Regions from separate parts of the Mus musculus genome. Here region 2 is linked to region 1. The links are chromatin contacts, found by Hi-C or POLR2A ChIA-PET in ENCODE. All regions are on one chromosome and are shown on one strand. The core of a region is the stretch at or near the end of the contact, and the rest is flanking DNA. Distances in the headings are between cores, read along the strand shown. Region 1 holds the start of Tle3 (transducin-like enhancer of split 3). Region 2 holds the start of Rplp1 (ribosomal protein, large, P1).

Region 1 (3,393 bases), core at 261-2,760:
GGTCCCTGGCCCCCTCCCCGCCGGGAGCCTCCGGCAAGGCCACCACCCCACAGCCCAGAACCTTCCCAGCAAGTTTTTCAACGCTCTCCCGACGGGGCCCGGAAGCGGGCATCCCGACCACCCCCAAAGCCAAAAGGGCTCTGGCGGCCAAGTGCCGAGAGCGCGAGTTGGAAGACTTAGGAGAGGGGCCGGGGCGGAAGCCAGCGTCCCCCTCCAACGCAGGCCGCCCGGGCCACTCGAGCGCAATTACCCTTGGCTCTCTACGGCGCCCCCACCCACCCAGCCCCTTTGTGTGAGCGCACACACGCGCGCGCACCATAAAGGTAGCAACAAGCAAAATGGAGGTGCTAGATAAACTGCCTCGTTTACCCTGCCATGATAGATGCTTAAATAAGCCTAGTTGCAATTACTCACCGGATGTCTGCCTTGCGGATACATGGCAGGGAGGGGTCGCGATTCCGAGAGCTTGGAAGCGCTGAGAGCCCGAGCCGGGGACGTGCGGGGGAGGGGGGAGGCGAGCCCGAGCGGGGGGCGGCCGGGGAACCGAGAGCTCGCCCCCGGCCCCCCCAGCCCGCTCTCGCAGCGAAATCCCAGAGTCGGGCGTGCGCCCCAAGTGCAGACAAAGAGCGGCGGAGCGAGCGGCAAAGTCGTCGGCGGGCTCGCGCTTTGTGCGCCTAGGGCTCGGCCGGCTGCGGCCGGCCGCCTTCCCCCGGCTGCGTGAACAGTGTCAGAAGCCGGGTCTGCGTGGACATCATCGGCTCCCTGGCGGCTCCAGTGCGGAATCCCGAGGCCGGGGGTTTGCGGGAAGGGGGATTCTCCTGTCCCCTCACGGGTCAATCAGGACGATGAGGCTGGAGGGGGGCGCGTCTGGGCAGCCCGGAGCATCCGGGGCGCGCGGGTCAGATCCCAGAGGCGGTCGGGCCCGGAGCTCGCGGCGAGAAGAGAAAGGAAGCAGGCCACCGAGGTGACGGCTTGAGGACCGTGGGTGAGGGCTAGAGCCCAGCGAGGACGCTTCGACGCCCCCCCACCCCCCTCGGAGAGGAGAGCCTGCTGTTCCGTCTGCTCCTGCCGCCGCCGCCAGCCCTTCCCAGGGTCGAGGAGGAACTCCGGGCTCAGTCGGTGCAAATAATGAGCCGTGGCATCCTAACTCCAGCCGGCATAGGAAGCCTCGGCGAAGGGGTCCTCTGCTTTCAAGTGGATCGGCCGCGTCTCTGGCGAGGAGCGGTCTGCGTCCTGCCGCCTAGGAGCGCGCAGGCTGGAGAGCACCGGAGGGGGAGACGTAGCCCGAGCCCGGGAGCTCTGCGGCTTCTTTCCTTCCTCCCAGCCTGGCTCTCCTCTCCGCGCCCCGACAAACCCCCAAAACACACAAGCACACGCACTCAACACACACACGTACACGCACTCAAAAAAAAAAAAAAGTGCCTCGGACCTGCGGATACCACACACAGACAGGCGAAGGGGGCCGAGCACGAGGTCTGAACTGCCGCGAGAGCAGTTCCAAATAGGGACTGAAAAGTAACAAAATAATGTGGCGGCTTCGCCTAGCGTTGGCCAATGGGAGTGCGAGGCTCCCACGTGGGGCCACGGGACTCGGACTGCGACTGGGCGCCGCCAGGCGCGACGTCACAATGCCCTCTTGTGTCTAAAACTATGCATGAAAAGTAGCAATCAGGCCCTACCCGCTGGTGACTTTCGCTTGGGAGTGAAAAACAGCGCTCCTCACATCAGGAATTAACCGAAAGACATATAATAAATAGATATATATTATAGTCCTGGGCTGCTAGGTTTTTTTTCTTCTTTTTTTCCCACGATCTACTAGCAAATAATTATTTGGCGGGAGGGGAGAAGGAGAAAACGAGTAACAACAAAAGGGGGGGAAAAAAGGACAAGCTGTACAATCCTTAAAACCTGTGGCTGGTAGTAATGGATCAGTTGATTCTGCAGAGGCGGCGAACGATTGCCCCCCTCTAATCTCATTAGGGTTGCAAAGCAGCCCAATTAGATACTATAAAACAAACAGAATCACTTTGTCAGTTTAATGTTTTCACTTCAAAAGATTTAGGACCGATAAAATGCTGGCACCCAAAGTTACCTCCGACCTCTAAGACTGTTCTCCAAACTGAGTTTCTCTTTCTTTTATCCGTTTCTGCCCCCTCTCCCACCCTTGGGCGCCCCGCTTTTCTCCTTTGTTCATTCGCCCTTCTTTTCAGAAAGCCAAATAAACAGCGCCTCTGATGCAAGGCGGCTGCCGGCGAGGGGGAAGTCTGAGAACTCTGGCTTGGCGGGCCGCGCAGATGGAAGGGCCTGGCAGTCTGCGGACAACAGGCTCAGTAGTGCGGCTAGCCCCATTTGGGGCTCTTGCCCTTTGGGGACAGCTACGTCCTGGCCGCAGCCTTGCCAAGGCGGGTTCCTCAGCAGTGCTCCGGGCCCGAGATGGTGAAGAAGGGAAAGCACGGAGTTGGGGCCCTCCTGGCTACGACCCAGAGTTCCGACCCCGTTTCTTGGCCTGATGGCCTGCCTGGGCACATGCATCGGCAGCCACCCGTGGAAGAGCGACTGCGAGCCTGGAGCGTCCCTGGTCACCAGCATAGACACCCAAGGAGGCGTAGATATTCGACTCTGGGGCCCATCTGCTCGCAGACAAGGGTCACGTCAGGGCACACTGCCCACCCTAGGTCCGCCGGCCTCGGAGAACCAACGCCGAGTGGGCCGCCCAGGTGTCCTCGGGTCCCTCCCGGCTTTCCCACCAAGCTTGCACGCAAGCACACGCTCCTGGCCCGTTGCGGGCGCGCGCGAGCCGGCCGCGCGCCCCCGGAATCTATATTTTCCCCTCATTAGGAGCCTGAGTTTCGCGTTTGCATCTTAATGAGTAGCTGGGAGCGCGCGGGGACCTCCACGTGAGCGGCCGCCCCGAGATGGAGCCTCTCAGCGCCCGCTCCGGCCTCGACCACGCTCCCCTCTTCATTTATTTATTCTCCTAAATAAAAACATAAATCGTGTACGATGCGCACCGAAAAGGGGGAGGGGGCAGGGAGAAGCCTAGCTCGACAGATGCGAGCATCTGGCCAAAGCATCCATTAGTCTCAAAATGGCTCCTCTTTGGAGCTTCCCTCTCCCCTCCCCCTTCTCTGCCCTCCCCCTTACGTCACGGGTGGGCGCACCCGCTTCCTACCCGGCCCGCCCCTTTCTCGCTCCAGCCCCCACGTGGGGCGCGCCGGCCACGCCCCCGAGCAAGTCTAAAACCCAATCACAGACCAGCAAAGAGACTCTCGACTAGTAATTGGTGGAGATTCCGAGAGCTGTCAGTCCTTAGCCAGAGCTGTCAGTCAAAACCACGAGGGGTGGGGGAGCGCTGACAAATGCCGAGGCTTCTGAGCCTCCCGCTTGCAAATA
Region 2 (3,532 bases), core at 653-3,152, 540 kb before region 1:
CTTTATTTGTGATGGTAGGGACAACCGATTCCAGAGCCTCAGTGTGCAGAGTACTTCAACCACCAGATCCATGCCTGTTCTTTGGTTTGAAGCACCCATTCTACTCTCCCTGGACCTCTGCTGACATTATCGAATTCTCAGTAGCATGAGGGTGTGCCCATGGGCTCTCTGTTGTAGCCTGCAAATCTATTTGCATTGCCAGTGACACCTAGGGCTAGGTGCGGTAGTGTAAGCCTCTAATTCCAGCACTCAGCAGGCTCAGACAAGGATTTACCACAAATTCAAGGCCAGCCTGGACGTCTTTCAGACCAGCTTGAAATGTATAGTAAGAGTATGTTTCAGCTGGGCGGTGGTGGCGCACACCTTTAATCCCAGCACTTAGGAGGCAGAGGCAGGTGGATTTCTGAGTTCAAGGCCAGCCTGGTCTACATAGTGAATTCCAGGACAGCCAGGGCTACACAGAGAAACCCTGTCTCGGAAAGAAAAAAAAAAAAAAAAAAAAAAAAAGAGCATGTCTCAAAGTAAGCTTAAGGGGGTCTGAGATGTAGCTGAGTGGCTGGAGTGCTTAGTGTGTACCCGCCCTGGAGTTAATCCCTAGCCCAGCATGACCTGGATACTTAAAATCAATCCCAGGCAGGGGAGGAAGATCCAACATTCCAGGTAATCTTCAACCACATAGCAAGTTCAAGGCCAGCTGAGGTACATGACACCCTGTCAGGGTGTGTGTGTGTGTGTGTGTTTAGACTGAAGGCCATGTCAAATTCCACTGAGATCATGAACAGAATTTTGATTGGAACTATATTACTTGGAGAAAATTCTCCGTTTTAGGCTCTTATCTGTGAAAACTATATTGCTCTACTTAGGTTCCTTTTGCTGTTTCATAGCTTCTTTGTGGTCCTGAGATTAGAATTTTATTAACTTTAAAGAAACCACTTAATCTAGTATGCACTACATTCTAGTTGCAAGTTTCTAGCACCAAGGTCACCTCTACACAAGCTGACCACACACGAGCTGTACCCTAACCTGAGGGGTGTTTTTATTTAATTGTGTATATGAGCACTTGGGGTTTCTATTGCTGTGACAAAGTACCATGCACTAAAAGAGAGGCAAAGGAAAACGTTTGTTTATTGATACTTGCTTTTGATGTCTGCGCATCAAAGTTACTCTCCTGGTTTTCTAGGGGTTCTATATAATTAGTTGCCGAATTTTATCACGTGGTCTCCTACTTCTGTGGGTTTTTTCCTCACCATACCTCGCGTGACACTTTAAAGAGTGTTTACTTTTATGTGTACTTGAGCGTGTCTGCTGACCTCTGTCAGGATCAGAGCCCCTGTTACTGGATTTCCTGGCACTTTTCGGGGTGCGGGAGCCAAACCTGAGAGCTGCAAGATGGCTTAACTTCCGCCCCTCTGTGCTTTTTCAATGTAATGAATTAAACATTAACCACGATATATTGCATTTGATATGCAACTCCGGGTCCCGGGTGGTATTTATCAACCTCATCACAGACACAGTTACTACGGCGCGCACGCCCGGGGTGAGGGTGGGTTGGGAAGTCCACCACGTGATCCGCAAGGCTTGAGGCGGAGAGCGACTTTTCAGTGTACCCAAGCCGTGGGAACGCGCCTGTCAGTTTAAGCAGTACGTCTCCCCCGATAGCTCTCTCCCTTTAGCCTGTTAATCTCTACTGTTGAGCACTTGTAATATTCGCAAGCCCCAAAGGCCAATCGCACCGGAAGTCGAACGCGCAAATCCGGAACTGCGTTCTGCAGACGCGCCTCCTCTCGGTTTTGGCCCTGCCCCTTCCGTCTCGAGTCGGGCATCGATTGGTCGGCGCGGTCCCATAAGAAGCTGCGCGCAGGCGTATATGATCTTTTCCTCAGCTGCCGCCAAGGTGCTCGGTCCTTCCGAGGAAGCTAAGGCCGCGTTGGGGTGAGGCCCTCACTTCATCCGGCGACTAGCACCGTGCCGGCAGTCTACAGCATGGCTTCCGTCTCCGAGCTCGCTTGCATCTACTCCGCCCTCATCCTGCACGACGACGAGGTGACGGTCACGGTAAGTGCGGGATAACCCCGGGCCGGCCACGTGTTTGTGCGGCGGACACCCGGCTCCGCCCGGACTTCGCATTCTCAGGCATTCGGTGACTTGGAGGCCTGTGAGGCGTATGCGCTCTGTCCTCCCCGCGCGGCCCAACCCGAGACAGGTGAATGGCGGTCCCGAGCGCGCATGTTAGGCCTACTGTTTAGAGTGGGCTGTTTTTATCTAAGTTTTAGGCCTCGAACTCAGGTCGTCAGGCCTGCGGGACAATCCCACAGCCCGCTGAGCCTTCAAACCTGGCCTTGTCTTTTTTAAGGTTGACTTTAGCCCAAGTACGAAACTTAACTCTGTATAAGTGACTGAGTTTTAGCCGCATTCTGATCGTTCTGACGGGTTGGCGTTTGTGTTCCAGGAGGATAAGATCAATGCCCTCATTAAAGCAGCTGGTGTCAGCGTCGAACCTTTCTGGCCTGGCTTGTTTGCCAAGGTAAGTTTTGGGGTTACACTTGGTAATGTACGATTTCCACCACCAGCCTTGATTTTTGTATCTTAGTTTGTACTTATTGATGTGGCTTTTATGTCAGGCCTTCACGGTCCATGGCTTGAGAATGAGTTTTGTTGCCTCTTAAGTTTGGGCATTTGAAGCAGTGAGATTCATGCAAAGTGGATAGCTACATTCTATTTATACAAACAGCTTTATTTCTGGCAAGTGGGGTCAATCAACTGGTGGCAGTTGTATATTGATTCCCTGTAGTCCTGAACATTGCTTTGGTCTCATGGGTGAAAAGAGCTTAATTGAATCATTAAATCTTGCAGCACAAAACTAAAAGCCTTTTCTATGTCTCTGTTGTAGGCTCTGGCCAATGTCAACATTGGGAGCCTCATCTGCAATGTAGGGGCTGGTGGGCCCGCTCCAGCAGCTGGAGCTGCGCCTGCTGGTGGTGCTGCTCCATCCACTGCCGCCGCCCCAGCTGAGGAGAAGAAAGTGGAGGCAAAGAAGGAAGAGTCCGAGGAGTCTGAAGATGACATGGGCTTCGGTCTTTTTGACTAAACTGCTTTTGTTAAGTTGGCTAATAAAGAGCTGAACCTGTAGGTGGACTGGTCTCACTTGTAAGCCACAAAGCTCTTGGAGTTTCAGAGATGGTAGCAGGTCCCAAAAAAATGTCAGGGAAGGAGGGTCTTGACCAAAGCCACCATGAGTTATATAAATAAGACCTGGGTCAAAAGAACTAGACGATCTGGGTAGAGAATGGGTGGGTCTGTCTCCAGGAAGCCCCTTCAAGCAACTGTTCAGAGAGCCTGTTTAGTGCCAGACAGACAGGCTGAGAGCTAACTCTTACTGTCAAGAATAACAAAATAACCTCTGGGTCTCCCGATGTTCATGTGTGAAGAACTTGACAGTTGTTGAGGATCTCAGAAGCATCTAGAAGGGCCAGAGAACCTACCAGTCCACTGGTGTAAAACCAGCAGCCTAAAGGATTCAGTCACGCAGCAA

The links. A loop is a pair of places that touch in the nucleus more often than their neighbours do. ChIA-PET counts read pairs that join two places held with the same protein, here RNA polymerase II (POLR2A).
Region 2: POLR2A ChIA-PET joins it to region 1 with 10 read pairs in embryonic stem cell. The contact joins the promoter of Rplp1 here to the promoter of Tle3 in region 1. A Hi-C loop is called at or near these places in 1 of 37 maps with a recorded cell type or tissue (T-helper 2 cell). POLR2A ChIA-PET finds 5 or more read pairs at or near these places in 3 of 5 experiments (Patski and embryonic stem cell).

The regions. Positions count from the first base shown.
Region 1 is chr9:61,370,483-61,373,875 of GRCm38, reverse strand. It overlaps Tle3 (transducin-like enhancer of split 3), which reads right to left and starts at 1,510. Exons shown (of 20, transcript NM_009389.2): 1 at 415-1,510. The coding sequence starts at 438. It overlaps Gm34157 (a long non-coding RNA gene), which reads left to right and starts at 3,386. Exons shown (of 3, transcript XR_379512.3): 1 at 3,386-3,393.
Region 2 is chr9:61,912,880-61,916,411 of GRCm38, reverse strand. It overlaps Rplp1 (ribosomal protein, large, P1), which reads left to right and starts at 1,902. Exons shown (of 3, transcript NM_018853.3): 1 at 1,902-2,055; 2 at 2,450-2,524; 3 at 2,891-3,129. The coding sequence starts at 1,984. The coding sequence ends at 3,088.